Regions from separate parts of the Homo sapiens genome. Here region 2 is linked to region 1. A link is an interaction called in ENCODE POLR2A ChIA-PET data of the cell type or tissue named here. Cell type or tissue: OCI-LY7. All regions are shown on one strand. Each heading gives the region's core, and the rest is flanking DNA. Links, peaks and the distances in the headings are about the cores only. Region 1 overlaps SNX29 (sorting nexin 29). Region 2 has its middle 490 kb from the start of SHISA9.

Region 1 (16,238 bases), core at 5,413-13,412:
CTTTGTTCAAACTCTCACTTCAGTCCCAAAATGATTGAGTTGGCAGCTTAGATATTATTACAGTTGTTTGCCCTACTTCATGTCTTTTTTAAACATTGGAGCATCTGAAACTTCACTTTGGAAAAAGGGAAGCAGAGTAGGTATTTTTGGCACAATGACCTCTATCCTATGTGGGGTTTGTTTAAACAAAAAAAAGTAATAAAATATCTCCTATATCAGAGAGGTGTGTCCACAGCATATAAGAAGTTGTCTGGCTGGGCATGGTGGCTCACGCTTATAGTCCCAGCTTTTTGGGACGCTAAGGCAGGAGAGTCACTGGAACCCAGGAGGCAGAGGTTGCAGTGAGCTGAGATCGTGCCACTGCACTCCAGCCTGGGCAATAGAGCAAAACTCCGTTTCAAAAAAAAAAAAAAAAAAATTGTCTGCCATTTATAGACCAAAATCGTCCTGTCCTGCTAAAGTATAATCGATCTTGGTGACAGCTTTCTTCTCAGTGGGCTAAGCAAATTCACAGCTTTCTGCATTTCCCCTTGCATTTTTTTATTTTTGAGACGGAGTCTCACTCTGTCACCCAGAATAGAGTGCAGTGGTGTGATCTAGGCTCACCGCAAGCTCTGTGTTCTGGGTTCATGCCATTCTTGTGCCTCAGTCTCCCTAGTAGCTGGGATTACAGGGATCTGCCACCACACCTGGCTAATTTTGTATTTTTGTTTTTTAGTAGAGAGGGGGTTTCACCATGTTAGCCAGGATGGTCTCGGTCTTCCAAAGTGCTGACATTACAGGCGTGAGCCACCGCGCCCGGCCTCCCCTTGCACTTTTAAAATGATGTCTGGGAGTAATAACTGAGAATGGTTACTTGGTTTGGTTATCACGTATCTCCTATGTTGATGCTGTGTAACATACATCTATGATACTTTGTTGGTATGTGATAACATATTGCTTATGCGTGAGGTGATGGGCTAGGAGGCTTAACTGGTCTTAGCTGAGCTGGCTTCTGTGTCTGGGAATCAGTAGGTGGATGCAGGAGGGCCTTGACTAGGAAGAATGGAAAAACTGGGCTGTGAAACAGAAAGATCCACAGATCTTTCATCCTCCTCCCAGGACCAGTGGGCGAGCCTGGGCATGTACATCAGGGAGCACAGACAGGAGAAGCACACCCATATGGGTATCATCCAAGCTGTGAGCATGTCACATCGCCAAGGGGGATTACAAGGCAGAAACCAGAGTCAGTGGGAGGGCACTGCAAAGTCACGTGGCAAAGAGGGGCACAGAGAACGGTAGATGGGGCCATTTGTACACTTGCACAGATTAATGACCTGTTCTAAGTGGGAGAAAGGGTGGCTGTGGGCATGTAGCAGTGCTGTGAAATGCTAAGGCAAGTGATATAAATAGGGAGAAGATAGAACAGACCAGTAATTCGAGCCAAAACCATCCATGAATCCAGAATGGGGCCCAGAAAGACATCACTGTGTATTCTGGGATAGGGCCAAGTTTAATAGATTGCCCAGAGTCCTACTTGCCTTTACTTTCACAAAAAATTTTTAATTTACACAGTGCAATTGACTTTTGCTCTTGTTCATGTCTGTGAATTTAAACACATGCATAGATTTGAGTAACCACCATCACCGTCAAGATATAGACCAGTTCCTTCACCCTAAAAAGCTGTTTTCCCCTCATTTCCTTTCTAGCTGCACCCTCCCCCACCTCTAAGCCCTTGTCCCTCCCCCTCTAGTTTTGTCTTTTCAAGAATGTCACATAAATGGAATCATACTGTAAGCAACCTCTTGAGGCTGGCGTCTTTCAGCATGTGTGAGAACCGTCAAGTCGTTGGGTGAGTCAGCAGTGTTTTTATTACTGAGCAGAGTTTGGTTAAATGGATATACCACGGTTTATCTAGTCATAAAGGAATAAAGTTGCGTTGGTTCCAGTTGTTGGCAATTTTGAATAGAGCTAGTGGAAACATTCAAGTGCAGCTTTTTGTGTGAACAAAAGTTTTCATTTCTGTGCGGCAAATACCTAAGAGTTGAGGACTGGATCCTATGCTAAATGTAAGAAACTGCATTCCCACAGCGTATGAGGGGCCCAGTTGCTCTGCACCCTGGGCAGCATGTCATACTGTCATGATTCTTTACTGTGGCTGTTCACAAGGATGCAGAATATTTCATCATGGTCTTAATTTGCATTTTCCTAATGAGTAATGATGTTGAGCATATTTTCATGTGGATGTTTTCCTTTAACACATCCTCTTTGGGGAAGTAAGTAAGTGTCCAAGTATTTTGCCTGTTCTTAGAAACTAGGCTGTTTGTGGTTTTACAAAGATTTGAGTTTTGGGAGTTCTTTGTATATGTTAGATGCAAGACCTTTGTCGAACATGTGAGTTGCACATATTTTCTTCTAGTCTTCAGCTTCTTTTCAGTGTCTTTTGCATGACACCTTTTTAATTTTGATGAAATTTACTTTTTGTGTCCCAGATCATGCTTTTGGTGTCATGTCTACCAATTGTTAGCCTAAACCCAGGTCATAAAGATTTTCTCCTAGGTTTTCCTCAAAGTTTTATAGCTTTACATTTTAGATCTGCGATTCATTTTGAGTGGACTTTTGTGTCAGGTCCAAGGATTGGGTCAAGGTTAACCTACTTCCTGTGGCTGACCCGCTCCCCCCACCCCCAGCGTAAGGTCAAGTGGAGGGAGGACAGGACTAGAGGCATTACGGGGTGGCCCCACCCTCTTGGGACCACAGCTCTTATGATTAAAGAGGAACGTTATCCCCTGTATTAATTTCTTATTGTTGCCCTACCAAATTGGCACAAAGTTAGTGGCTAAAAACTACAGATTTATTCTCCAGCTGCTGTGGAGGCCAGAAGTCCGAGATCCGTCTTACTAGGCTACAGTCAAGGTGTCGGCAGGGCTGGCGCCTTCTCGAGGTTGTGGGGCAGAATTTGTTTCGCGGCTTCCTGGCAGCCACCCTATGCCATGGCCCCTTCTTTGCTTCCCAGCAATTACTCTGGGACCCTGAGATTCCATGGGGTGGACCTAAAGAGTCCAGGATCATCTCCCCATCTCAAAAGCCTGAATGTAACCACAGCTGCTGGTCCCTCTTGTTGTAGAAGCTCACATATGAAGACGCTCCAGGGATGAAGAGCTGGGCATCCTTGGGGCACCATTGATCTTACCGCCACCTCCCCTAGAGTGTCAGGTGCTTGAGGACTGCTCAAGGCTGAGGCATGAGAGAAGGGGCAAAAAGAAACAAGATCGCCTCCACCCTTTCTGAGCAGGAGTGCCCTTTTCCACTTCTGGACCCAGAGCTGGAGGGCTTCTCTGACAGCCCTGTCTGTTCACCCCCTGCCCACTTTTGGGGTCAGGCTGCCTGTAGTTCAGGCTGGAGGATGCTACAGGGGAAAAATGGTGAGCTCACTGCGGGTTTCCTGGGACAGCAACAACTGGTCATCTCTGTAGTCTGGCTGCTATTTAGTTTCCTGAGTTATTGACTAGCTGCCTCATGCATCCACTCCAGGTTTGAAAGCTGACTTGGAGGGGAGACACAGGGGGAGGTGACCTTACTACATCATACCCAGACCTGGAACCTCTTCCTCAGTATTGTCTATCCTGAAGTATTATGGAATATTGGTGCATGGAGAGAAGGACTATGGAACCATGTATCATATCTTATCAGGGAGAGAATGACAGGAGCAGGGGAATACCACTAACAGTGGGGATGGTCAGCCCTGATGGAGGACTTCTGAGTGCCAGAATTACCTTCTTCATTCTTCACAGAATTCCCTATGAGGGCAGTTACCATGTGCAGGCTCATTGTACAGATAAAGAAACTGAGGCTCATGGAAGGTCATCAATGTCTCAAAGGACCCACGCTTAGTGCTTGATGGAGCCAGGATCTCAGACCCAGACCTCTGTGATCTGAGTCCCAAGTCATAACCATTTCAGCATGTAGTTGTTCATCAGCCTCCCTTTTCAAGCTGCCAAATTGCTCTCCATGCCAGACCTCAACCCTGAGGTCACACTCTGGGCCACATCTCTGTCGGGGTCCATCGCATCTTCGTTCAGCCAGCTCCTAATGCAGCCGTGCTGACACCCGTTTACCACTACCCTGGGGCGGGAGTGGGTTCCTGATTCCTGTCACCTCCTGTCTTTTCCGTACTGTGCCAGCCAGTGCCTGATACTGACCTGCGTTTCCAACCCCCTGGAATGGAAAGGTTCAGAGGGCAGGAACCAAGCTCGCCTCTTCCCCTCTTCTCCCAGCTTTGTAGCACATGCCTGGAAACCAGTCAATGCTTGATGAATGTTTATGATGATGCAACAGATGTTTTCCACTGATTGCCCACGGTACATCCTGGGCCCACACAAGAGGACGCTGGATCCACTTCAGAGACTTGGCTTGTCTTATGAGTCCAGAAGGGCTCACGTTTGCAGCACCGCTCTGTTTTTTCTTTTTTTAATTAGTTTGGCAAAGATATTCCTAGTCACCAGTTAGTCCAAATCCTGCAATATTGTCTCTTCCCAACGGATCCCTAAATTGAGCCAGCATTTCCAATTCAGCCCACGCTACCTGGGCTCCTGCTGGGTGTCAGGCCCTGTGCTAAGCCTTTTCCACACAGGGTGTCAAGGAATCTGCAACTCAGAGGGATAGGACCTAGTGTTATTCCCTTTATAGATGAGGAAATTGAGGCATGGAGAAATGGAGGAACTTGCCCAAGATCACAGCTAGTAAGTTTTAGAGCTGCTGTTAGAGCAAGAGATTGTCTCAAAAGAAAAAGTTAGACCCAAGTTCTATCACCCAGGGTGGAGTACAGTGGCACAGTCTCCCCTCACTACAGCCTTCGCCTCCCAAGTTCAATTTTGTTTCCTCAGCTTCCCAAGTAGCTGGGATTACAGGGACCCACTACCACACCTGGCTCATTTTTGTATTTTTAGGAGAGGCAGGGTTTCACCACGTTGGCCAGGCTGATCTTGAACTCCTGACCTCAAGTGATCCACCCGCCTCAGCCTCCCAAAGTGCTGGGATTACAGGCGTGAGCCACGGCACCCAGTGTGGGTCTAACACTTAAACTTGTGTTTGAAGGCAGCGTGTTGGGAACATGGACTTTGGGGCCAGGCTGGTGTTGGTCCCAGTCTTTTACTCTTAAATCTTGTGCATATAAGCACTAGACTATCACTGCCTTTTTTTTTTTTTTAAACAAAGTATTAGTTAAATCAGCAAGTAAGTGAAGTTAAAGCATCCTGTAAGGTGTGTGGACCCATGAGCAGTACTCAGAAATGCTAAATGTCTGAGTCTCTAGAGGTCCCAGAAACATGATTTGAGTAGGGAATCTTTGCTTAGCAAAACTATAGAGCCCTACTTCAAATTAGCTTGAAGCAGAAAAGAAGTACTTACTACTCCTGTAACTATGAAGTCCAGGGACTTGGCTAGCTTCAGGAATGGCTGGATCCAGAGGCTCAAAAAGTGTCACCAGGACCCTGTTGGTTTCACCCTCAAGCATGTTCTGTCTGGTGGAAAGATGGATCCTGGCAGCTGCGTATCTTATAGATGGTTTAGATCCAGGCCCTGAAGCATAAGTGTTCTCATCAGCTCCTGTAGAAGTCCTAGGAAAAATCATATTCATCACGTTGCTCCTGATAGCTGTAGCGGAAATTCTAGAGATTCTGAATGATGCAGCTCTGGGTCATCAGCGCATGCATCTGGGTCCGTGCCTGTGGCCCGGGGAATGGAGCACCTTGATTAGCCAAATCTGGGGCAGAGGAGCAGGGTGTTCAGCCCACCTAAGCTCATGGACTGAACATGATTATCCAGAAGGAGGGGGCCCGATTCACTGAAAGGAGAGAAAGTGGGTGGGCAAACATATGTTCATGCTGCGGGGTCTGGTGAACAGCTGTCAGTAAAGCCACAGCCACCTGTGCTGGCGAGTCATTGTGTAAGAAGCTTGTGACACCTTTGGCCCAGACTTCCACGCCCACTGAGCCACGAGATCACGCTTCCGTGGTGCGTCCCAGTTCATCCTCCCCGATGGAGTGGGCAGTGCCCCAGTGCTCCGCAGCTGGTGCCGTCTGTCTCCAGACGCTCTTCCAGCCTGCATTCAACAAGCCAGTCGTATCAGAAAATATTAACCACGGGAATTAATGAATTTTGGCATTGCAGTGGAGTTGACTGGGGGAGATTTTCCAAGTTTATTTTCCAAGATGTATCTGGTGCTCTAGAGATTTCTCCCAGCCCATGAGACAGGGACACCTTCGTATTTGGAAGAGAGAAGCCAGTGGTGGAACATCCTCTTACCACACTACAAGAGCTTGCGTATTCCTTCATCCTGGATTGCCGAAGGTGGAATCCGGCACCCTCTCGTTCTAAGCGAGGAGCCTATCTGCTGGGAGAAATGGTCTCAGCCAAGGTCACACCATGGGTTAAATGCAAAAGCCCTGGACTCTAGACCCCGTTGACTCATCACATTGCAAAGCCACAGGAATCACATTGGTAGGGGTAGAGGTCTTTCTGCAGACTTGGTTGTGGAAGGCTGTTAAGGAAAACAAGTCCATAACCCTATATTCACCGGCATCATTCCTAAGAACACGGGATGGGAATCGGTGGTGTGCACATCAGCCAAGGCTTCAGAACCGTGACAGCCGGTTCCTCACCACACCAAGATTGAAACTAACTTACCCAGATTGCAACTCAGGACTTTACACTCTCAGTACGGCATCCAGGCCACAGGGGAAGGTGGACCCCAAAGTCATGAGGCAGGAAAAGTCAGTACTGTTGGAAAGGAGAAGTGATGCTGGGGAGTGGAAGGCGTTGTGAGGTGGTTCTGCTAAAACATTATGTCAGCTGGTGGGATTTGGACGTTTCTCTTTCTCTACCCTATCTCATTCTGAAGAGGCCGATTTTATGATTGGGGTCGGCTGGGGTCTAGATGGCATTTTTCTGTGGGGAATTGTGTGGCCTAGGAACATTCTCTGGAATGTTACAGTGATGGATTCATTGTTCTGCAGGCATTTCTTAATGAGTTGTCACTCCTGACTCTGCGTCATGCCTTGGGATCGGCAGGTTCATGTCAGACTGTTTACTTCTCATGAAGCCTTTGAGAGCGCTGTCACTCGAATTCTCTTCCTCCACCATCCCTTTAATAGGAGGGGAAACCTCGGCCCAGAGAGGTGAAGGGACGTGCTCTGGGTCGCACAGCTGGTAAACTGCAGAGCCAGGATTCTAGAGACCAAACTCTTGACCACTGCTTCAGCAAGAACTCCTTGGGGAAATGCCCACATGCAGCCAGTGTCAACACAGCCCCTGGCCTGTGGTCAGTGGGCCAGTAATCAATAGTCATTAGATGTTATCATCATCCCTTGTTCACTGTATTTCCAGATGAGGAAACAGGCTCAGAGAGATTGAGTAACTTGTCCTAGGTGGCACAGCTAGGAAGCAGCAGATGTCGGCTTCAGTAGCCAGGTCTGTGATGCCCTGCTCCTGTAGCATAGCCACGAAATGCACTGTGCCAGCCATCAGACCCAGGCTGCAGTAGCCAGCTCTGTGAGGCCCCACTTACCTAGCACAGCTATGAAGTACAGACACTCTGCCAGCCGTCAGAGAAACAAATATGGTCAATACAAAAAAGGAAGGGGTGGGGCAGGCAATGACAGGGAAAGGGCCTCTGTTCTCAAGTGGCTCCAAAGAGTACTGTTGAGAAATTGGTTTGCCACTTCGCCCTCTTTACATCTGGAAGACTCGCATCCACCAGAGAAAGGGTGTCACATAGTTCCAAGTACATACAGAGTGACAACCCATTGTCACACAATAGGTGTATTGTCCGCTTCCTAACCGGGTCCTGCCTGGCCCCACCCCTAGGATTGTTCCTTCCAGGGCTTGTGGACGGATAGGATGCCAGTGACTCTCCTCCTGCAACTGTGGCAAGACCGTGTGTCCTGTCAGAGTGGGTGACCAGGGCCTTTGCCAGCAGACGACTTATGGAGAAACGTTTGAGTAGATGGAGGAACCCATTTCCTCTGGAATCCAGAGGTACAGAAAGCAAGGGTCTGGCTCTTTTCTTCTGTTCTGAGTCTACACTATGGCCCTTCCCAGCTTCTAGGCTCCAGGTTAAGGGGAGTGGCTGGTGCAAGGTGGGTGGCCAGAGACGAGGTCACCATGAAGCCTTCAGATTTTAACCTGAGATGGAGAGGCAGCTTTTAAACAGTACCTTTCACCACTAGGCATACAGGGGCCTCCCTACTGACTCTCCAGACCTGTGGGGGAGGGGAGCAGATCACCTCTCCTTGAGAGGGTGAGCCTAAGCCGTGGGCATTGGGGTGGGGTACCTGGAGCATTCTAGGTGTTCGGGGCTATTAATATTTATGTATTATCCTGACAACTAAGGGCAGGATGTGTGCTTCAGTGGGCACTGTAGTTTGAACACCTGGATGCCAAAAACAGAAAACAAAAAAACCCACACCCTTGAGTACACATGATGGGAGTGAAGCAGTCCTGGGTTTGAGTCCCCAGTCTCTCACTTCACTGTGTGACTTTGGACAATGTATTCTCCCCATCCACAAAACAGAGCTAATAACCTCCACCTGGTAACATAGGGATGGGCACTGGTGCAGGGAATGTAAAGTAACGAGGGACGTAGGAGGTACTCATTGCTGTAGAGGTAAACTTGACCTCTTTTCGACCCTTCGTACAACTGTATTAGTCCGTTTTCACAGTGCTGATAAAGACATACCTGAGACTGTGCAATTTACAGAAAGAAGGTTTAATGGACTCACAGTTCCATGTGGCTGGGGAGGCCTCACAATCACCGTGGAAGGCAAGGAGCAAGTCACTTCTTAAGCTCTTTGCATGGCACCATCGATGTGAGCTAGGAAACTCTTCCTTATGAAACCATCACATTCACTGTCAGAAGAACAGCACAGGAAAGACTCGCCCCTGTGATTCAATTATCTCCCAATGGGTCCCTCCCATGATACATGGGAATTCAAGATGACACATGGTTTGGCTGTGTCCCCACCCAAGGATAATACAGGTGGAACATAAATGCCAGATTGATCTATTGATAATTATAAACAATTACCAAGAAGAGTGGATAAATCTTCCTTTTTGAATCCATCTAGACCCACTGTGATTAAAGCTATTATTTTGACTAGAAAACTAAGAAGATAGGAGAAAATTAGACATTTAAACAGCTACCTTCCATGCAACAAAGGAAATTTTAAATACAGACAATTAGGATTGCTTTCAAAATATATGAAAATAAAGGGATTAAGATTATACAGTCACCAGTAAGATCAGGCTGGTTTGGTTTTTCCAGGGCTAGGAGTGCAGCTGGAAGCCCTAGGAGGATGAGAGCAGGGATGAAGAGAAAATAAATTCCCCACCCCTCCATCCACCCATTCCTCCAATTAGTACTTACAGTGCACCATTTCAGATCCTGATAGTTCAACAGCAGATAAAGCATCTGTTTTCATGGGGGACACAGACATTGAATAGTGAGGCAGACATGCCTATGTGAGGTGGCGATTTCCAGTGAAAAGACAGGAAATGACATCACAGTCATCACAGAGGGAAAGAAGCCTGCTGGGGATGTGCTGTTTATGGTCTAGGAAGATGACAGGGATAGTTTGACCCGAAGTGGAGACCTGAGGCAGGGAGCCAGGCAGTGGACACAGCAGGTGCAAAGGTCCTGCAGCCTTGAAGAGTTGGCCCCTGGGAGAAACAGCAAGGAAGCCAGGGTAGCCCAGGAACAGAGAGGCCTTGCAGCCAAGGGAACTCTAGCTGCCATGTGGAGTCAGCAAAGGGTAGAGCTTTGTTATGGGTGATAGAACAGGTAGTTAGGGGACCATGTGGGCACCCCGGGGAGAGGGGATGGTGCCTCAGGCAGCCTGGGAAGGGGTATTCTCAAAGTAGAACTACCAGAACTTGCTGGTTTCAATGTGGGTGTGAGAGAAAGAGGAACTGGAAGAACAGAGTCCTGAGCTGTGGTTAACATCCCCCTCCCTCACGAGGATTAAATACACCCCCACGAAGTCAGCCTCAGCACCACTAAGCTGTCCCATGGGATGGAGATATGATTCCCACCCCAAGCACCATCTCCTGTAATAAAACCTGGCCCCCGCGTTCCTGTCTGGGATCTGCATAGCATGGCACCCATCACTGCCCCTCTAAGCCTCCTCCTGTGAAGCTGCAGCTGCTCACACTTGCCTGGCTACCGAACAGAATGGGCTCAAGAATGCTCTGCAGGGACAGCCTTACTGAGCCCCAGATTCCAAACTGGAGTTTAGCAAAATGAGCCACTTCCTTCAGCAGCAGTTCTAGGGCTGTATAGGAGCTGCTCTTAGGGGTTCAGGGATACCTCAATTCCCAGTCTGCCCTCAAGGTGCTCAGTCTTTTGGGAGACAGCATGGCACAGGGGTCTCGAGTGAACGTGGCATCCTGGACTTTTGCACTGCTCATATTGGTAAGGCAAGCACCACCCCTGGCACACACACGGTCAGGCATGACATAAAAAGATGTTGCTAAGGGACATTGAGGTCTATTTCTTGGGACAAGTAGGAATTTTCTATCCCTGTTCATTCTTCATCTTGGCCACACACATTTGCTCTCTTGCTCATCCCACAGCGCCTCCCACAAGGCCACGCTGGATCCTGCCACAGTGTTAGGTTACATTTCCTTCCTTCTGGCTCACCAGATGTGGACCTGACTGGGAAGGCTGGAAGCTACTGTCCCTGGAGCCCTACTCTCCTGGCTTGGTGCCTCCATGGGGAATGACAGTGGGCACTCTGCACCCACATGGAAGGGAGTCCCACACCTTCTAAGGTCTCCTTTGTAACCTACCTCTGGCTCCCCACTGTGCCACATCCCTGTACCATGGCATCTGTGTCTTTTGGACAGCACCGGGCTTTCAGGATGACTAGTCAGGGTTGTCTTGTCTGGACCAGATGCTTTGAGGGTGCAGCCTTCTGGGAATTCCCTCTAGGGATTTTCTATGATGCTGGCTTCCCTGTAAGTCCCACTCCAGGCCCGGGTACTCTGTCCAAGCCCCACAGCAGAAGAGGCTCTTCAGGGGCCTCATTTGGTGTCAACTCAGCAAGAAGTGAAGTTTAAAGCCCAGAGCACTGCAGGGCATTGTACTGGTGTAGGAGGGGTACATCCAGGGCTCCAAGGTGTTTTCTGTGCTGAGCTCATCTCTCATCCCCCAGCCACCACAGTGCTGGGTCATAGCTGGGCTGTTGTTTTCCTATGGCAGGCCCAGCCCTGTCTAGCTCTCAGTTCCTCTGCTCTGCAGCCAGGGCCCTTGGCCTGAACCCTACACATAGCAGCACTCACTCGGGCTGTAGGTATTCTTCAGTACCTGCTATGGCCTGGCATTTAGGGAACTCTCAAGCAACAGCACAAGTGAGGCCCCTGCTCTCCCGTGCTTTGGGTCCGTTGTAACAGCATAAAAAGCTTGTGGAGTATCTTAGGTGAGTCCACTCTTGCAGCTGGGCAGGCATCATAGTGTTCGGCTCCCTGTTACAGTGTCATTTCTTGGGGACATAGCAGATGGAAAATTCTGGGGTAGTTTTGATTTAGCAGTTATCACATTTGCTGTTCATGGAGTGTCTGCAGGGGCTAGGCACCCCTCACGATGCTTGTGTCTGCCAGCCATGGTGGCTCATCCCTGTAATCCCAGCACTTTGGGAGGCTGAGGTGGTAGATCACTCAGGGTCAGAAGTTGGAAACCAGCCTGGTCAATATGACAAAACCCCATGTCTACCAAAAATACAAAAATTAGCCATGGGTGGTGGTGTGCACCTGTAGTCCCAGCTACTCAGAAGGCTGAGGCAGGAGAATCTCTTGAACCTGGGAGGTGGAGGTTGCAGTGACCTAAGATTGCACCATTGAACTCCAGCGTGGGCAACAGGAAGATCCTCACACATACAAAGATGTTCATGCCATTTTTCATCCTCTATCTCAAATAGCCAGTAAGGCATGGAGTGGGCTTCCACCCTGGGACCCCAGCCCTAAGACCTGCACCTTTTTCTACTCCAGAGTCCTTGCCCTCCACACGCTCTGTAAAGAGCATAGCTGCCGAAACCAGCTTGAGGCAGTCCCAAGGCCCGGCATCTTGATGTCGCAGATGCTGCTTGGGGCCAGGAGAGTCACCCTACAAAGTGTGTTCCAGCATTTACTTTGAGACCTGTTGGTGATTAGCAGGTGATTTCTACTTGCAGACAAGGCCCATCATGGCTTCTGTGCCCTGTGTGGCCAGGCCTTGCCTCCTTGGCCGCATGACTGTGGTGAAACAGCCAAAGATGGTTCAGACTAGAACAGAGATCAGAAAATGATGGCCCACAGGCCAAATCTTACCCTCCACCTGTTTTTTATAAGTAAAGTTTTATTGGAACATGCCCAGTCATTCACACTTCATGTATAGCTTCTTATTATAAGGGCAAAGTTGAGTTGTAACTGAGATGGAATGCCTCCCTGGAGCCTAGTATGTTTAGTCTCACCCTTTATAGGAAGTTTGCCAACCTATGGGCTAGAATACTGAGGCTGATGTACACTCACATGTAAAGGGAATACCTTCCATACCGCATGTAGTGATATGGAAAAAATCTCCATGACATTATTACTAAGAGGATAAAGCATGGAAGAGTACCACACAATACCTTTCTAATTTTAGAAATAGCAAATATGGGCCAGACACAGAGGCTTATACCTGTAATCCCAGTACTGTGGGAGGCCAAGGTGGTTGGGTCACCTGAGGTCGAGTGTGAGACCAGCCTAGCCAACAAGAGGAAAACCCATCTCTACTAAAAATCCAAAAATTAGCCAGGCATGGTGGTGCACGCCTGTACTCCCACCTACTTGGGAGGCTGAGGCAGGAGAATCACTTAAACCCGGGAGGTGGAGGTTGGAGTGAGCTGACATTGTGTCATTACATTCCAGTCTGGGAGACACAGTCTCAATCTACAAAAAAAAAAAAAAAACCAAACACCAAATATGAGGATATATACTTCCACCGGTGCATACATACGTGCTTCTATGTGTAATGTATACCTGTAGAAAGACACATTAAAAAGTAACCGTCACTTAGTGGAGGACCAAGGTGGGAAGACTCACTTTTTCATGTATTCACCCCCCTCATGCTCTTATTCTACACTCCTGTGTTGCCTATTTAAAAAAGGTGATAAAATAGTTGAAAAAGTGTAGAGGCTGAATAGCTGAGATAAGGAAGAGGGAGCCAAGAATATGTGTTAATTTACCTTTTTACAGATGATTTTTGAGCAGTATTTTCATGATAGACTTTCTGGGAGGAAACCTGTGACGGGAGGGGAAGCTCAGAATTGCTGGTTTTATTTAAGTGGAAATAAATTTTTAGTTGAATCATAAAGGTAGAATGGGCTTAGGGCACAACAAAAAGCTGTTTCTCAATCTAAATATTTCTTCTCTGGCCGAGTGATGGGCTTCTAAACAAGGTGTCATCCAGATGAAGGAAGTGGGGTGTTTTCATCTCCATGTGATCCTCTCTTTGCTTGGATGAAATCTGGTGTGAAATAATGGAACAGTGGTCCACAGCTGCCAGGAGAATCTCAGAAAACCCTCAGTACCATCGTGCAGACTTCCCCACAGAGAGCCTTTAGGAACACACTGCACTCAGATTTGCCATCTTCTGAGGACAGTCTAAAAATCACTGCTCCGGAGGTTCAGACACCGTCAAATGTTTAACCAGTTTGTCAGCCCACCAAAAAGCCACTTGTAACCTCAGAGATATGTGGAATCATTCTTTTGGGGGCTAGTCTTTCCATTTGCAGAACTTCCCCAACAGTAGGATTGCTTTCAAGTTGGGGTCTCAGCCACAGCTTGCACATTCGATCACCCAGCATGCTTTTAAAAATACAGAGGCCAGGCCCTGCCTGGTTAATGCAACATTAATCTTTGGGCCTCAGCATCAGGATCTTTTTAAAGTTCCCCAGGTAATTCTAAGGTGCATGCAAAGTTGAGAAGCCCTGCTTTCAAAAGGCTGGAACAAATTCTGGTGTTACAATTAGATCTGAGTCTGAGGCATCAACCCAGCAAGTATTTTCTGAGCTTTGGTTTCCGTTCCTGTGCAGTAGGATAAAAGTACCACCCTCCTTTCAGGTGGTGAGCCAACTTGTGAATGGGGACAGCTGACAAGAAATACTTCCTGGCTGCCTTGTACACATACCAGGGGCCCGCTTCAGAAGCACATGGGCATCAAACTTCTGTATCCCCGCCTCAGTTTTGTCACTTAGCTGCTGCTGGGGACACAGGAGCAGGCAGGTGATATTTCTAGCCTGTCTGCTCATCTGTAAGGTAGGGATCTCTATACCCTACCACACAGAGCCACTGTGAGGATCCAGTGAGATTCCCCAGCCAGGCTGTGCCCAACACAGTGCCATGTCAAAGTAGCTCCTGCTGGTCCCTGTCTCTAAAAAACGTGGCAAGTCCAGGCTCAGATGGGAAGGATTTTTGGGGCACTGAATCTCTGTCTCAATCACTCAACTGTGCTATCCTCAGTGAGTGTAACCATGGCTGATACGGAAATGCCTGAGAGGCCACATTCCAGTACAGCTTAATCTACTAATCCTGCAGAAAGGGAAACAACGGCAGATAAGGCAGGGGAGGGCCGTGGAGTCAGACATCCAGCACCATGCCCCAGCTTTGCCTCCTAGGGGCTCGTAAGCCCTGGCCAGTTAACTTCTGTGCCTCAGTTTCCTCTTCTAGAAGAGGTGATAATGGAACTCCTCTCCTGGCTTCTGTGAGGGTTTAATAAGCCAATACACGTGTAAGACAGCAAGCATGGTACCTGGCGCAGAGCAGTGGTGAGGACGTGGTCAGTTCTTTTGGCTCGAGAGCTGGAGTGAAATACCTCGGGTCCATCTCATCACCCAACGATTGGGCCTCAGGAATCTTGCTCAAAAATAGCCTGCCAAATGGGCCTTCATTTCTCAGTGATGTCCCCAGCACTGGCACACAGGCCAGCCAAGTTGCTGCCCTCATGGAGTTTATATTCTCATGGGGATGACTAAAAAAGCAAAAACCAAACACCAAACAAATGGAAGGATTGCAATGGGAGACCCAGGCCATGCAGGGCGTTTACAAGGGTCGGGGGAAGATTTAGATTGGGGGACTGATAGAAGAGACATGGTATCTCCAGTGAAATCACTTCTGATTTAAGGTATGAATTCATCTCAGCTCTGGGCTTTCAGTCATCCTGGAGGAGAGAACAGCCAACAGTGTGACACCTGACCTGCCAGAGAGGAGAGGGTGTGGCAGATGGCAGGGCCTGGGGAGACATGGACATGGAGGCAGGAGATAGGCAAGGGCAGCAGAGCTGATTGCTCCTGGCCTTATATGCCACGTCATCAGGAACATGGATTGTATTGAGTGCAGCAGGCACTGTCTGAGGGGCTGAAATCAGGAGAGTGGGATTAGATCAGCTTTAAGAGGCTGGGGACACTAATTGGAGATGGTAACTGCAAAGCAACACTCACCTGCATATAGTTCAGGCTTGGCCTGGGGCTTTCAGGCTGGGAGGGCCTTGGGCTTCTGGCTCACAGCTCTGGGGTCCTTCCTGGGATTTTTGGATCTTTAAGTCAGTATACAGCTGCAGTTATTTCCAGTAGCCATGCTCGCAGATGGGGACTTGAGAATACAGAGAGAGATTGTACAAGACCACTGCCGCCTAGGGGCACAGAGTAAGAGGAAAATGAGTGGGCACCTGGCCCTGGGAAACGCCCTAACAAGGCAGGCAGAGAAACCAGCTCGTCTTCTCAGAGCTTGCCAGACATGCTCTCAAGTTGAACATATAAGTAGTTCTGGTGGTTGAAAACCAGGTCTGACACACTCCAACCTGCTGAGCATGGTGTAGACCAGCTCAGACCAGCCCCAGCTGCTTAGACCAGGCAGGGCAGGTGCACACTTGCCATCACAGTGCTGGAGGAGGGACCCCACAGAGCACTGCAGGGAGCTAAGCAGGAGCTGTGGGCTCTGAGGATGCTTTGTTCCCCACCCCCCACCCCTGCAAGATGGAATTTTGTGCTTGTTGCCCAGGCTGGAGTGCAATGACGTGATCTTGGCTCACTGCAACCTCCGCCTCCTGGGTTCAAACAATTCTGCCTCAGCCTACCACGCAGCTGGGATTATATGCACATGCCACCACCCCCAGCCTAGTTTTTTTCCTTAAGTACAGACAGGGTTTCACCATGTTGGTCAGGCTAGTCTCGAACTCCTGACCTTGT
Region 2 (16,238 bases), core at 4,989-12,988, 840 kb after region 1:
AGCCCCTAGATGACAGCTGGGAAGTAGGCCTAGAGGGCAACTAACCAGATTAGAGAAGGAAGATGGAGAGATTAGAGATAGAAATAAAGGGTTCCTAGCAAAGCAGTGGAACTAATAACCAGTAGAATAACAAATGTATTTGTCTGTGGGAAAAAGTGTTAAAAGGGTTTCTAGTGTTCTGTGGAGACTCTGAAGTAATTTATCCATAGGAAACTAAACAGATTTCAAAATGAGGCAACTCTCAACTCCAGGAAAAGCATAAAGTTATAGAACTAAGAAAAGATAGTCAAAATATACACCTTGACTCAATAGTGCACTTAAATGTACTGAGTCATTTAATGAACAAGTTATATTGTAAACATGGAATGTTCATTTAACTATATTTGAGATGTAAATTTATTGGACGGGTTGGGGAGCAAAGTGGTGTTGGTGGTGCTATTCCTGCTGCTTTTCCTTTTTTAGCGCTAAATTCTCATTTACTGTAAAAAAACCTAATTTCTAAATTAAGAAATATATGCAGTCATATGAATATATTATCTATAAACCTAACTAAGTGTATAGAAGAAATAGCAAGAAGTTGTAAAATTTTTATTGTGCCTGGAGCAGGACTTGGGAAGGTTGGGAACATGGGAGGTTGCTTTTTGTCAGAAGATTTGTAATATAATTTAAAAATCTTTAGAACTAATTATGTGTATTATTTTGTTAATAAAAATGAATTTTAAAATAGGTAAATGACATGAAGAGAGTGTTCCCAGACACAAATGCAAGTGAAAAAATGCTCAATCTGAGTCAAAATTAGAAAAATATGAATTATACTTAAAATGTGATATGTTAAACACATTAGGTTGAAAAAATTTTAAAGTTTGATAATATAATCAGGGACGGTATGGGTAAACAGTATTTTAAATTTTGGAAGTGTATTGATACAAACTCTCTGAGTAAAAATTAACACTGTTTGTCAAAATACGCTTTCATTTAGCATTTCTACAATGAAGAATTTATCCTACAGATATTTTCTCATGTGTAAACAGAGATATATTGCAGTAAGAATATTTATTATGACTGGGCACAGTGGCTCATGCCTGTAATCCCAGCACTTTGGGAGGCTGAGGAGGGTGGATCACTTGAGGACAGGAGTTCGAGACCAGCCTGGCCAACATGGCAAAACCCCGTCTCTACTAAAAATACAAAAAATAGCTGGGTGTGGTGACGCATGCCTGTAATCCCAGCCACTTGGGAGCCTGGGTCAGGGGAGAATTTCTTGAACTCAGGAAGCGGAGGTTGCAGTGAGCCGAGATCGCGCCACTGCACTCAAGCCTGGATGAAAAGGGTGAAACTCCATCTCAAAAAAAAAAAAAAAAAAAGAAAGAAAAGAAAAAAAACAGGCGTGGTGGCTTTCGTCTGTAATCCCACCTGTAATCCCAGGACTTTGGGAGGCTGAGGCAAGTGGATCACTTGAGGTCAGGAGTTTGAGACAAGCTTGACCAACATGGTGAAACCCTGTCTGTATCAAAAATAAAAAATTAGCCGGGTGTTGTGGCAGGCGCCTGTAATCCCAGCTACTCGGGAGGCTGAGGCAGGAGAATTGCTTGAACCCAGGAGGCAGAAGCTGCAGTGAGCCGAGATCATGCCACTGCACTCCAGCCTGGGTGATAGAGCGAGACTCTGTCTTAAAACAAACAAACAAACAAAGTAAATTTAAAAAATTGTTATAACACTTTTTTTGATAAGAAAAAGAATCAAGCAATATGTTACTGATCACATGTCATTGATACCTCCATGTAACTTCTTCAATCAGCAGTCACTAAGTGTTCGTTGCGTGTCAGGCACTATTCTAGGCTTTGGAAATAAAGCAATAAACAAAACTAAGTCATCACCCTCATGGAACTTACATTCTCATGGGTGGAGAGAAACAATAAATAAACAAATAGGTCAAGCGATACAAAATGCTACAGAAAAAAATGAATTAAAAGTAGAAAGAAGGTGGTGGGAGATGGCAGCTATTTTACGAGAGTGGTTAAGGATGGCCTTTCTCATCAGGGAAGACTGGAGCAAAGATCTGGAGGACGTGGGAATGGAGAAAGCTGCATTCCATGAAGAGGAAGCAGCAAGAGCCAAAGGCTCAAGGCAGGAGTGTGTGTAAAATACAAGATAATAATATGCAGATACTTAAAAAAGAATGAGGCAGATCTGATATGGAATGATCTTGAACATATATCCTTAATAAAAATATGGGGGAAGAATAGTATTCTGCCATTTATGGAGAGAGAAAGGTAGAGACAGAGAAAGACAAATGAGTGCTTATATGCGTGCATAGGTAGAACATCTCCGAAAAGATGAACAAGAAACTGGCAATAGTGATGTCCTTTGAATATTGGACCTGGAAAGGGCATTGAGAGGAGCATATTAAGTTGGTGCAAATGTAATTGCACCAGCCACAATTATGTTTGCACCAACCTAATATTTATTTATTTATTTATTTTGAGACAGAGTCTTGCTCTGTCACCCAGGCTGGAGTGCAGTGGCATGATCTCAGCTCACTGCAACCTCCACCTCCCAGGCTCAAGCGATCTTCCCACCTTGGGCTCCGAGTAGCTGGGACCATAGGCGCGAGCCACTATGCCTGGCTGATTTTTGTGTGTTGGTAGAGGTAGAGATGGGGATTTATCATGTTTCCCAGGCTGGTCTCAAACTCCTGAGCTCAAGTTATCCACCTGCCTCGGCCTCCCAAAGTGCTAGGATTACAGACGTGAGCCACCGTGCCCGGCCAACACCAACCTAATACTTTAAATGTAATATTTTGACTTTGATTTTTTTACAGGGTGCAGGTGTTTGCTATTTTTTAGAACATACCTATTTGAAAAAATGGTTAACGTTAGGAGAGAGGAAGAAACTATGCCTCCTTTCAACTGGTTTATACATTTAGGATTTTTTTAGTTTGGCAAGAGGCATTGAAATGTCTAGCAAATTTCATTCTTCTCTGTTCATAGGCAAATAATAAGTTTCGAAAAATTCAGGATAGGAACTACATGGGATTAGAGGCCACCCAGGACAATGAATGCAGATTTCAAGCTCTCCTGATATGGTTTCTCCACTCCATTCCCCATGGTCAGGTTGGCAGTTAATGTTGGGTGGTGAGATGCTAGGAAATAATCTCCATTTTGCATCTTATAAAATAGCTGTGGTAACTCTTCTCTCTGGCCAGGTGATCCCTGTCTTAACTTTTGTTACCTTGAGGACTTCAGGGGCCATGGTTATTGGAATAAGTAGAAGTATTCAGCATATGGCATGAGAATCTGGCTATGGTAGGTTTCCAATACCACTGTGGATATAAGAAGAGCAATGGTATCCATTTTTCTCTACCAAGAGCCAGGAAGCAATGGTACTCTGGACCTCAGGCTACAGCAAACATCTTTCAGGGTGGGGAGACAGCAACCTTGAAGCTTTAAGGACAAGAAGTCCATAGGTTATGTCTGGCAAGAGCGTTTTCTTCCGTGAAGGAAAATGAAGAGAAGTTCAATTCCAACCTTTTCCCAAACAGCCATGATCTGCTAGACACAAACACAAAGATTTGATTTTTAAATTAATATTTAAATACATTTGGCATGAATTCATTCTTTTTATAAAAAGTTTGAGGGTAAATCCATCCAAATTAAAAATGTCTTCTCTGTGAAGGACCCCATTAAGAGGATGCAAAGACCAGCTCCAAACTGGGAGAAAATATTTGAAAACCACTATCTGGTAAAGAAGTAGTATCTGTAATCCATAAAGAATGCTCCAAACTCAAAAGTAAAAACAAGCAAACAATTCAATCAGAAAATGAGCAAAAGACAGGAAGAGACAGTTTACCAAAGAAGATATGCATGAAAAAGAAGCACAGGTAAAGATGAGAAATGTGAATTAAAATAACAATGCGATATCACTACATGCCTATCAGAATCGTTAAAATAAAAAGTAGTGGCAACACCAAATGTTAGCAAGGATGCAGACATTAATAAATTCATAAGTTTCAGATGGGAATGTAAAATGGTACAGCCACTCTGGAAAACAGTTTGGTGTTTTTTACAGAAAATTAAACCTGCAAGAATCAGCAATTGTATTCTTGGGCATATCTGCCAGAGAAATTGAAATGGACATTCACACAAAAATCTTTACAGGAATGCTTATAGCAGCTTTATTCATAGTAGCCCCAAACGGAAGCAATCTAGATGCCCTTCAAGGGGGAAATGCTTAAACAAACTGTGGTATATCCATACCATGAAATAGTACTCAGCAAAGAAAAGGAACAAACTGTGGTATATCCATACCATGAAATAGTACTCAGCAAAGAAAAGGAACAAACTGTGGTATATCCATACCATGAAATAGTACTCAGCAAAGAAAAGGAACAAACTGTGGTATAGCCATACCATGAAATAGTACTCAGCAAAGAAAAGGAACAAACTGTGGTATATCCATACCATGAAATAGTACTCAGCAAAGAAAAGGAACAAACTGTGGTATATCCATACCATGAAATAGTACTCAGCAAAGAAAAGGAACAAACTGTGGTATATCCATACCATGAAATAGTACTCAGCAAAGAAAAGGAACAAACTGTGGTATATCCATACCATGAAATACTACTCAGCAATGAAAAGGAACAAACTACTGGTACACATAACAACTTGGATGAATCTCAAAGGAATTATGCTGAGTGAAAAAAGGCAATCCAAAAATGCCACATACAATATGACTCCACTAATATCCTTGAAATGACAAAATTAGATGAGTGGTGGCTAGGGATTAAGGATAGGGACAGGGCAAGAGGGAAGTGTGTGTGAGTAAGAAAGGACACCATAAGGAATCCTGTGGCAATGAAACCCTTCTGTACTGTGACGGTGCCCATGGATATATGAACCTACACATAATAAAAGTGCATAGAGCTAAATAGACACACACAAATGAGTACAAGTAAAATGGGAAATCTGAAGATCAGTAGATTATATTAATGTCAATATCCTGATTATGATATTATACTATAATTTTGCATAATGTTATCATTAGGAGAAACTGGATAAAGGGAGCACAGGATCTTTCTGTATTATTTCTTACAGATGTTAAAAATTAAAAGCTGAAATCCCAATGGTTTCCATCTGTAGTCATAGGATCTCCTCCACCTCACCCTGGAAGTGTCCACTTACTTTAATGCGAGTTCTATGCTGGGAGAAGAAATGGCCCTTTGAATTCAGACAAGTCTGGATTCAAATTCTGATTCCACCACTCAGTAGCCTTGAGGGAGTAACTTAATTTCTCTGCCTAGCTTCCTCTTCATAAAACAGGATCCAATAATAGTACTTAGCTTGTTCCAAGAATCTAATAAATTAATACATATCAGTTTCTTAGAAGTGTGTCTGGCACGTACTAAATTCTCGATATTATTTTTATTATACACGTATCTTTGAAAACGTGTAGCATGATTTTCTTTGATGTGGATTGTTGTTTGTTTTATACAAACGATGTTATGCTTCTATATCAGTCTGTTATTTGCTTTTTCCTTTCTGCAGCAATATGTTTTAGATTCCTTTCCATGTCAGTAAATATCAAACTGTCTCATTTTAATTGTTATTGTAATGTTTAATTACTTTGTAATTGCTGCATAGTATTCCATGGTATGGTTATATTTAAATTTATTTACCATTTCCCTACTGATGGATATCTAGTTTGTTTCTAATGTTTTACTATCTAAATTCATATGCGTGTCTCTCTGGGCTACATATGAGAAATAGAATAGCTAATTGACTGAATACGGCTTTAACACTTTCAGATGATATGTTGAGAGTCAGTGCTATCTATAAACGATTCTGTGCCTTCCCCTCCAGCAATAATTTAAGGAATCTTCTTGCCACTTAAAATAAATCATTGATGTGTAATTCACATATTATAAAATTCATCCATTTCTGTACATTTACATAGAATTTGCAACCAGCACCATGACTTACTTTGTTATGGGTTGAACTGTGGTATCCCAAAAAATGTATGTTGGAGCCCTAATTCCTAGTACCTCCAAATGTGACCTCATTTGGAAATAGAATTGTTGTAAACAGAATTCAATTTAAGATGAAGTCATACTAGAGTAGGGTGGACCTGACATCCAATATAACTTGTGTTCTTATCAGAAGAGGGAAATTTGGACTCAGAGACAGACAGGGAGAACATCATATGAAAATGGGGGCAGTGACTGGATTCATGTTGCTGCAAGCCGAGTGATGCCTACAGCTACTGGAAGCTGAAAGGAACAAGGAAGCTTCCTCCCCTAGAGGATTTTTTTTTTTTTTTCTTGAGACGGAATCTCTCACTCTGCCACCAGGCTGGAGAGCAGTGGTGCCATCTCAGCTCACTGCAACCCTCGCCTCCTGGGTTCAAACGATTCTCCTGTCTCAGACTCCCAAGTAGCTGGGATTACAGGCACGTGCCACCACGCCTGGCTAATTTTTGTATTTTTAGTAGAGACAATGTTTCACCATGTTGGCCAGGATGGTCTTGATCTCCTGACCTGGTGATCTGCCCGCCTCGGCCTCCCAAAGTGCTGGGATTACAGGCGTGAGCCACCACACCTGGCCTGCATTATTCTTTATGGTGCATTTTCACTGATGAAAATGACTCGCTAACTATGGTCCGTTACACCCTTAGTCTCAGTAGTTCTCCACCATTGGAGTGAAACTCAATTATGAAATTTTCTTGGAGGGTGAAAATCCCCTCCTAGAAAAAAAAAAGACATGTATCTCCTGGATCTCCACACTACGAAATTTCACTGACAGTGTTAGAATACTGAGAGCCGTGAAGCCTCTTCTACAAGCCTTGGTATTTCCATGCTCATGGGGAGGTCAGTAGTACCTGAGACAGCCCATTCCATCCTGGGAGCTCTATATCCTACAAGGTAATTCCTGCAGGTTGAAATCCAGGTTCTGGTGGCTTCCACTTATTCATCCTGTGGATTGAGATGTGGAACAGAAGAAAAAGGAAGGATCAATCCCAAGAGTCAAATAGGATTCTATAGAAACGTGAATGGGAATGATTTTCATGCCTCTAGCAAACTCTCAGAAGGGGGAAATAGTGCAGTGGGAAATCCCAGAATTTGGGGAATTTTTTTTTTTTTTTTTTTAAGACAGAGTCTCACTCTGTTGCCTGGGCTGGAGTGCAGTGGCTCAATCTCGGCTCACTGCAACCTCCACCTCCCAAGTTCAAGCAATTCTCCTGCCTCAGCTTCCTGAGTAGCTGGGACTACAGGCATCCACCACCATGCCCAGCTAATTTTTGTATTTTTAGTAGAGACAGGTTTTCACCATGTTGGCCGGGCTACCTTGACCTCAAGTGATCCACCCATCTCGGCCTCCCAAAGTGCTGGGATTACAGACATGAGCCACTGTGCCTGGCCAGCAGAATTTGGACAGTCTTTTGTTTGAAAATCCTGGTTCTATCATATGCTAACTCTCTGGCTTTCAGGGCTTATTGGTAGCCTTTCTGAGCCTAAGTCTCTTTTGTCTGTAAAATTGAAAAATCTGGCACATCGTAGATGTTCTATCCTCAATGGTTTTAGATGGAAGGGAAAACCTCATGTGAACAAAAGAAAGGACCTCATTCTAGAGGAGATGGAAAAGAGGTGGAGGGGAGGAAATTTCCACGTCTAGTAGCATTCTTCCAAATGAGATGATCAAGTCTTTAATACAGAGAACCTTTGTAAAAAATTTTATAGACATTATTTTTTGGAGTAGTTAGGGGCTCAGAGCAAAACTGAGTAGAAGGTATAGAGTTCCCATATACCCTCTGTCCTATACACGCATAGCCTCCCCTGTCATTAACATCCCCCACCAGAGCGGCACGTCTGCTACAATTGATGAACCTACATTGACACATCCCTGCATTCCAAGTCCAGGGTTCACTTTTGGTGTTGTACATTCTGAGGGTTTGGACCAATGTATAATGATGTGTATTTACCATGATAGTATCATACAGAGTAGCTTCACTGCCCTAAAAATCCTCTGTCCTCCACTTATTCATCCCTCCCTCCTGCTATCCTCTGGCAACCCCTGAGCTGTTTACCCTCTCTGTAGTTTTACCTTTCCCAGAATTGTCATTGAGTTGGGATCATACAGAGTGTAGCCTTTTCAGATTGGCTTCTTTCACTTAGCCATATGCATTTAAGGGCCGTGTCTCTTTATGGCTTGATAACTCATTTCTTTTTAGTTCTAGATAGTAATCTATTGTTCATGGTAAAAGTGGAAAGCAGTTCACTATGTACATGTGTATCAAAATATTATGCTGTACATCTTAAATATATACATTTAAAAAAGAAAACATTTCATTGTCTGGATGTACCACAGTTTATTGATTCACCTACTGAAGGATATAGATATTTTATTGAATTAAATTAGGGCTCCATTTTACAGCCCAGGGATCATAGCATGGAATCAGCAGGTGGCAGCATTCCAGATCACTTGGAACTCAAACAGGTCCTCTGATTAACCTAGGCTCACAATGATGTACTCCAAAGGATAGGTCTTAGGTCTCTAAAGTCCCAAAACCCACTGCATTAAGAGGTTAAAGAAATAAAACTGATTTGCTGTGGAGGCTGCGATTGTCCTGGAAAATCACAATGCAATATCTCCACTGGCTATAATCACTGAGGAATTCCTTCTGCCCCTAAAGGGTTGGCACTCTTGCGTAGGATGGGTGCTCTTGCAAGATCTAATCCTGGAAATGCTCTCCATTCTCCATTCTTTTTTCCACTTACTTCTAAGGACAATACTGGGTTAGGCACCTGGCTTAAAGGAGTCTTTGAAGATCCCAACTGACAAGTGCAAAATATACGACTTGAAAAGAAAATCAGAATGCTTTGCCTTGGTTTGCTGAAGTGTGAAGTACATAGAACTTAAATACTATGTGGGTTTTTTCTAACCTTTTTTTTTTTTTCTGTAACTGAGCCAAAAACCAAAAGGGATTTTTTCTCTCTCTCTTTTTATAAGATACCAGGTGCACCAGAAGCAAGCATGCATTTTCTAAAACCAGTGAACCATGACATCAGAAGATTCTTAAGTCACGCCAGAACCAAACCTGCATTTCATCTAATCTCTGATCTAAATTAGGCCTCAGACATGCAATTGTTTTACCCAGTTGCAATCCAACATGAAGTGTGTTTGTTGGGCCTGTCTATCTCGGCTCAGTTGTGTTGTGGTCCAGTTCTGTCTCACTGGTTCTCTGCATCTGGGTGGCTGGCTGTCTTTGTCCCTCTGTGTTTCTATACTTTGTCTCTCTGCTTTTTGCTTTCAGTCTCTCTGTTATTCCGCCTGTGATCTTTCTCACTCTGCTGCTGCCCTTTTCTGAAGTGCTTTCAACACTAAGTCACGTTTAAGAGCACGTTTAAGATTTCAAGCTTAGGCTTGAAATCACCTCCTGCCTCTTTCTTCAGTCTCATCTGTCAACATGCTTAGAAGGGTATGTGGCTTGTAACAAGCATGTTACAGTCATTCACTATTATGATTCCCCACATTTGTGTAGCACTTTTCCAGGTAGTTTCTGAGATCAGCACGCTGGGTGACACCACAAAATGGAAAGAAAGGCTTTGGGAGAAAGAAGATTTCATGGGCTGATGAAAAGAAATACTTAGGTGACTTCTCTTGGCTGTGTGTGTCTTCTCATATCTTTCACAAGAGGCAGTCTGAGATATCTCAGGCAACTGCAGGGTATGCATGTGGCATATCTTGATTTTCGTAACACTTTGGCTGCTGAATCTCCATTCCAACCATGGCAATCTGTGAAAGCAAGAATATTGAGGAGAAAAGAGTAAAGAAAAGGGGAGACAACATGAGAGAGAACAGGAGTGGAGAAAGAGGATGAGAATTAAAGAGAGGGTAGAAAAGAGTTGATAAGAGTGACAGTAAGAGGAAGAGAAGGCAAGAGATAGAGTGACATTCACTGAAACCATAAAGCAGTGTGTCCTGCTGAATAGAGTAAGTGAGATCAACATGAACCCTTGGAAAAAAGATGCTATAGCCCACATTATTGCTCCTTACATTAAATTGTACTAAATATAAGTCTATTATCTGCTTAACTTAGTCTTGGTATAATTCACTGTGCTGCTGTAGGCCTCAGTTTCCATCTGAGGTCTTGCCTTTGTAAGCAAAACTGTAGCTCTGTACAGCAGAGATTTAGCTCCTTCACAACTGAAAAAAGGCTAAAGAAAGGGAAAACAAGGCACTTGGTGTTACAGAGTTAGAGAGAAGAGATACTGAAGTATTATACTTGGAAGCAGCAAACAAAAATCAGTCCCCAACGAATCTATGCCGTGCCATCTGCAGTCAATATGCATTATTACAGTTACACAGATGGCTGGGTTCGGGGGGAGTTCCAAGCCAGTGGTTCTAGACCTTAGCAGTGCACTGTGATCACCTGAGAGCTTAAAAAACATCTCAGTGTCCAGGTTCCACCCTAGATCAATTAAAGGGTGGAATCCAGGAATCAATATTTTTGGAGGCCCCCAGGTGACTCCATTGTGCAGCTAAGGTTGCAGACCTCTGATCTTGGATAACCCTGGGAGCCAAGCAACAAAGTTTTTGAACTCTGTAACCTGACTGCAGGTAAAGTAGCTCAATAAATGACTGTACCTGTTGGGTAATAACGGTGGCAATTCAGGGACTGTCAGAGGACTATGAAAAGTCCATCTGTTTGGAATGATGCAGATTTAATCAAATGATATTCTTCAAAAGTGACTACCTCATTCTCAGACATTTGGTTTGCCCCGAGTGTCTGATGGTCCCGGTTTGCTGGTATCTGTTTATAGCCATCTGCTGCCAGTGATTGTGGAGGTGAGGAACAACGTGTTGCCAGCTGAGGTGTGCAGCAGGGCAGCTTTCCTACCTGGTTTTTTCCTGGGAGGAAAGGTATCTTCACCCCTGGGAGTAAAGGTACCTCGAACATCCTAAATACACCTGTTATGGATTAGTTGTGTCTTCCTAATATTCTTATGTTGAAGTCTTAACTCCCAGTGCCTTAGAATGTGATTGTTTTGGAAATAGACTCTTTGGAGCTGTGATTAGTTAAGATAAGGCCCTACTGGAGTGTGATGACTTGACAGCTCCCTTCTTTTTAGTTCTAGATAACAATCTATTTTTCATGGTAAAAGTGGAAAGCATTCCATTATGTACATGTATATTAAAACATTATATTGTACACCTTAAATATATACATTTAAAAAAGAAAACATGTTTCATTGTCTGGATGTACCACAGTTTATTGATTCACCTACTGAAGGATGTAGACCTTTTACTGAATTCAGTTGGGGCTCCATTTTACAGCCCAGGGACTACAGCATGGAATCAGCAGGTGGCGGCATTACAGATCACTTAGAGGTCAAACAGTCCCTCTGATTAACCTAGGCTCACAATGATGTACTCCAAAGCATAGGTCTTAGGTCTCTAAAGTCCCAACACCCACTGCGTTAAGAGGTTAAAGAAATAAAACCGATTTGCTGTGGAGGCTGCGATATGACTGGTGTCATATAAAATGGGGAAATTTGTACACAGAAATATGCACACACGGAGAACACTGTGTGAAGATAAAGGCAGAGACCATCTGCTTCTATTAATATAAACCAAGGAGCACCAAAGACTGCCTGCAAAGCACGAGAAGCTAAGGCAGAGGCCTGGAAGGGATTCTCTTACTCACAGCCTTAGAAGAAACCAATTTTGTTGACACCTTGATTTTGGCCCTCCAGAGCTGTGAGATGATAAATGTCTGGCTTTTAAGCGAAACAGGTCGTGGTACCTTGTTACAGCAGCCCTTGGAAACTAATACAACGCCCCAGGATGGGAGAACAAATTCTGCCCACTGATGGGAACCAAATGGAGGCTTTCAGGCCTGGGGGAAGGTGTGCCCTGAACCAATCAGCTGGCCCCATTCCAAACCTGCTTCAAACTGATCACACAGATGTTTGCTCCTGATACCCTCGTGCTCACTGTATCCACTGTTGGGGGATTGAAATACCCCAAGCAGGGCCAGCTCCACGGGTGTGTGACCTGTGCAGTCACACAGGGCCCACTCCTATTTTAATTCTCTGGTGTTGCCATCTTGAAATTCTTAATTTTTGAACAAGAGCCCAGCATTTTCACTTTGCACTGGGCCCCCCAAAATTGTGTGGCCATTCCTTTCCCCAAATGTCTCACCAACTTTCCCTCTTTCGATCAGATCCCATCTACTTTGTCTGAATTTCTTATTGTGTCTGATCCACTGATGTCACCCCCTTCTTGCTTTCAGTGATATTTTTGTAGAAGTTTCCTTTTTAATACTATTGTTTCTGTTATTTGTAGGGATTTGGGGCAGGAGGGAATGGCAGACGGGCACTGTGTCAGCCATCTAAATTGAATAACCCAAAGCCAACAGGACTCTTATGCTCATTAGGTTGTTAGTCCTATCAGGGACGTTGGCTAGAGAATGGAGGAGAAGTTTATAAAAGACTGTGTGAGCCTTGGCTTAGGTAGTACAGCTCTGGGACTCTGATGACCATGAGTAACTGAGAGTCTGGAGGGAGTGATACACTGCTTAGGACCCTTGAAGGCTTGAAGGTGGCTGGCTGTCTCTGTGTCATACTGGCATGGTGTTTTGCTAATCTGATCATTTTATTCACAGCTCCCCTTGAAATCCTGGCATAGGTTTCTATTATTCCTGGGATGCTCTGACAAGTTGGGTCATTGTTCCCATTCTTTCCTCTTTCCCTGAATTAGAAATATGCACTCACACTCTTTGCCACGGTGCTCTACGTCACGTCCCACTGTGGGCAACGTGACCTTCCCACCCCATTGACACTGGGTTAGCCATGTGACTTGCCTTGGCGGATGGAACTTGAATGGGATTGTCAATGTGCCAGTTCCCAGCTGAGGCTGTAAGAAGCATTACGCATTTCCACTCACCTTCTTGCATTTCTACCATCTGCCATGAGAAAAACACACCCCACGTAGAAACTAGTCCAGAGAGAATGAGGAGACAGTCCCAATGCCCAGCCTGGATTCAAACCTAGCAGATTCCAGCTAAACCCAGAAGAGATACAGCCCCTCTACAAACCCATAAGCAGCGTTAATGTCCTTGTTTACAGAGGCCAGTGAGTTTGAGAGGTCTTTGCTATGCAGAATTATTGCTGCCAAAGCTGACTGATGAAGAAATAATGTGATTTCTTTAGGTGGGCTTTCATGTCCTTTTCTGGTCTGGACCTTTCTATTTGCTCAGTCTTATCTCCTACCCCCCACCCTCTTCTTTGTCCATTCTACACTCAGTTCAGATGTTCTATGTTCTCTCTCAGCTTTGAGCCAATAACACATTCTCTTCCTCCATCCCTGCCCTACTCAGGATCCTTTGACTTGGCTTTCTCGTTCTCACTCTCTAGCTCTCGGTCTAAGTGTCACTTCTACCAGTAAATCTTCCTTAAGGCACAGTAGGAAACACTAATGGCCCTGCAATGTACTCTCTTTGTGCCGTGTTCTTCCACACCATAGCACTTAGGACAGTATTGTGTCACTGCTAATATGGTGGGGGAAATATATTGAGATATTTATTTGTATTTAATTGCTGTAGAAGAATCAGGACGAATGAGAGGCAGCAATGCTTTGCTTTTTATACTCTGCCCCTCACTTGCACACAAACGAATCCCAAGGAGTCCATAGGGCCCCTCCCTTCCTCTGCCACTGTCATTTTAAAGCAAAAGCAGTATCTGGGGTGTGTGTGTGTGTGTGTGTGTGTGTGTGTGTGTGTGTGTGGCTGTTTGTGTGTGTGCATGTGTAGGGGGTTGGTTTATCTTATGAAATCCTAAGAAATTCTAGTGAAATCCCAGAAGGGGAATGATGAGGAAGAATGTGGCTTTGCAGTCTGGCTATGAAATGTTCCTCCAGAATGAGTGTGGACAGAGGTTGGCAGGTTTCATGAATATGCAGACCTGTGCTCGCCATAAGAATTTGGAGGGCTGGTGCACCTTCGAGGAGCTGAGTCCCAATTTCTGGGCTCTTGGGTATCAAGAATGCCTGTTGCCACATGTCATGGAAACAACAGCTCAAATGAACTTCAGGAACCGTGCAGACTTGGACTATACAGTGCTCAACAGAAACTGGGGTAGACCAAAGAAAGGTTGCCAATCTAATGACTTAAAACAGCACCAACTTATTATCTCATGATAGCCCATAGGGCAAGAGTCTATGCACAGCATAAGTCCTCTGCTCAAGGTCTCATATGGCTGAAATTGAGGTTTCCTTTCTGCAAAGTCCGACATTAAGGGACTGAGCCCTAATAGTGTCTGAGACTGAATGGCTTGACATGCAGAGATGCCAGGCTGGCAATGGAACTTAACTAGGTCTACACACATAAATGGCATTGCTATTTCTTATATCATCTCATTTAGCTTTTAAATGTATGTCTATTATACTTTAATGTTCTGTCTTTCCTGGTAGACCATAAGCTCTTGCAAGGTGGGCTGTTTCTGTCTTGCTTATTGTTGTGCCTCCAGAACCTAAGACAGTTCTTGGAACATTGTAGCGAGGGAGTCGATAAATATTTGTCAAATGAGTGCTTGACTTTTAGGTGCTTGATATGCACTTATTGAACTAAATGGAACCAGTTCTCATAAACGCCATGTGATCTGTGCAGAGTGGGTATCACTACAGCTGTTTCAAAGAGGAAGAACCAGGTTTGGGGAGTTTAGGTAACGTGTTCAGGGTCACTTCAAAGGTAGGAGCAGAGCTAGATCTTTTTCATTATATTCAGAAAAAAAATTAATCTCTTTTTATTTGAAACACGGCCCTGAAATGTAACACTATGACACATTCTAAGTCGTATGACTCATACTTTTCATCTTCTGTGATCAAGAGAGGGGGAAGATGTAATGAATTAGAAGCGTTTATAAGATGTGATTTTATGTTGAGGCCTCAGATACTAACATTGCATAGAATCTCAAACTCTACAGTACCTGAATCTTCCAAATGGATGAGTCTCCTCTTAATAGAAACACAAACTAAATCAATCGGCCGGATGCAATGGCTCACGCCTGTAATCCCAGCATTTTGGGAGGCCGAGGCCGGCGGATCACTTGAGGTCAGGAGTTTGAGACCAGCCTGGCCAACATGGCGAAACCCCATCTCTACTAAAAATACACAAATTAACTGGGCAGGGTGGTGTGCACTTGTAATTCCAGCTACTGAGGAGGCTGAGGCACGAGAATCACTTGAACTCAGGAGGTGGAGGTTGCAGTGAACTGAGATTATGCCATGGTGAGACAGTGTCCTCCACTAGCCAACTCCCCGACCCTCAACCAGAAATCAATATTAAGGGCTCATGGCATAACCTGGTTTCTCTCAGACAGACTAGACCCAAATCCTCTTTCAGGTTTCTGTTGCCTAAATAGAGTGGTTGTTCAGTGAGCAGAAATCTGGCATGTGGATTGTATTCCTTATTAATCATGTAAGCACACCATGAATTCTTGCTTCAGGGCTTTTGCACGTACTGGGATGCTTGTTTGAAAGGCTCTTCCCTTTCTTGTGACTCCATCCTTCTCATTCTTCACTTCTTGATGTAAACATCAGTCCTCAAGGAGTCTTTCCTGAAAGGGTGTCTGGGGGCACCCTCCCTCCCCATGAGTCCCCATCACTGCACACCATTTATACTACTTTTCATAATTTGCAATTACAGCTGACCCTTGAACAGCATGAGTTTAAACTGCACAGATCCACATATATGTGGATTTTCTTCCACCCCTGCCACCCCTGAGACAGTGAGACCAACTCCTCCTCCTCCTGCTTATACTCCTCAACATGAAGACAATGAGGACGAAGACCTTTATGATGATCCACTTCCACTTATTAAACAGTAAATGTATTTACTCTTCCTTATGATTTTCCTAATAACATTTTATTTTCTCCAGCTTAAATTAACTGTAAGAATACAGTATATAATGCATATAACATAAAACATATGTGTTAATCGACTGTCTACGTAATCAGTAAGTCTGCTAATTAATAGTAGTGAAATGGGAAAAGTTCCCTTATCCCCCTGGCAGGGCTTGTAATGGGGGTGTGGCTCGCTTCTTTGGTGCCCTGCTGCTGAAACCCCTAGGGGGAGCATGCAGACAGGTCCGCTGTGGGGCTGTGACCCACAGTGTCTAGGTGTGAATGTTTACAGCTCCTGAAGCCCAAGTGGGCATGTGTTACAGTGTTTTTGGTTTGTTT

The links. Peaks named below come from ENCODE experiments on the same cell type or tissue, not always from the same donor. Only the 100,000 strongest peaks of a DNase experiment are listed, where the experiment ranks them.
Region 2: POLR2A ChIA-PET joins it to region 1 with 5 read pairs; 1 of 35 experiments calls an interaction of 5 or more read pairs at or near these places.

The regions. Positions count from the first base shown.
Region 1 is chr16:12,537,586-12,553,823 of GRCh38, forward strand. All of the region lies in intron 20 of SNX29 (sorting nexin 29), which reads left to right. SNX29-AS3 (SNX29 antisense RNA 3) reads right to left here. Exons shown (of 4, transcript XR_007064988.1): 4 at 8,728-16,238. Among named protein-coding and RNA genes, the nearest start is that of SNX29-AS3, 65 kb to the right of the region's middle. RefSeq lists a silencer at 8,491-8,550 and enhancers at 9,505-9,624, 9,715-9,764, 10,045-10,114, 10,771-11,240, 11,351-11,490. In OCI-LY7, for the core only: no CTCF peak of the experiment used is centred there; DNase peaks (open chromatin) are centred at 5,906, 8,376, 9,926, 11,266 and 3 weaker places; H3K4me3 peaks cover 5,493 bases; H3K27ac peaks cover 8,000 bases.
Region 2 is chr16:13,381,186-13,397,423 of GRCh38, forward strand. It overlaps a transcript of SHISA9 not described here. Among named protein-coding and RNA genes, the nearest start is that of SHISA9, 490 kb to the left of the region's middle. RefSeq lists enhancers at 9,007-9,066, 9,477-9,526. In OCI-LY7, for the core only: CTCF peaks have their summits at 8,446 (motif pointing right), 8,646, 10,298 (motif pointing left), 11,363 (motif pointing right) and 1 weaker place; DNase peaks (open chromatin) are centred at 9,096, 10,356, 10,786, 11,366 and 1 weaker place; H3K4me3 peaks cover 3,392 bases; H3K27ac peaks cover 5,826 bases.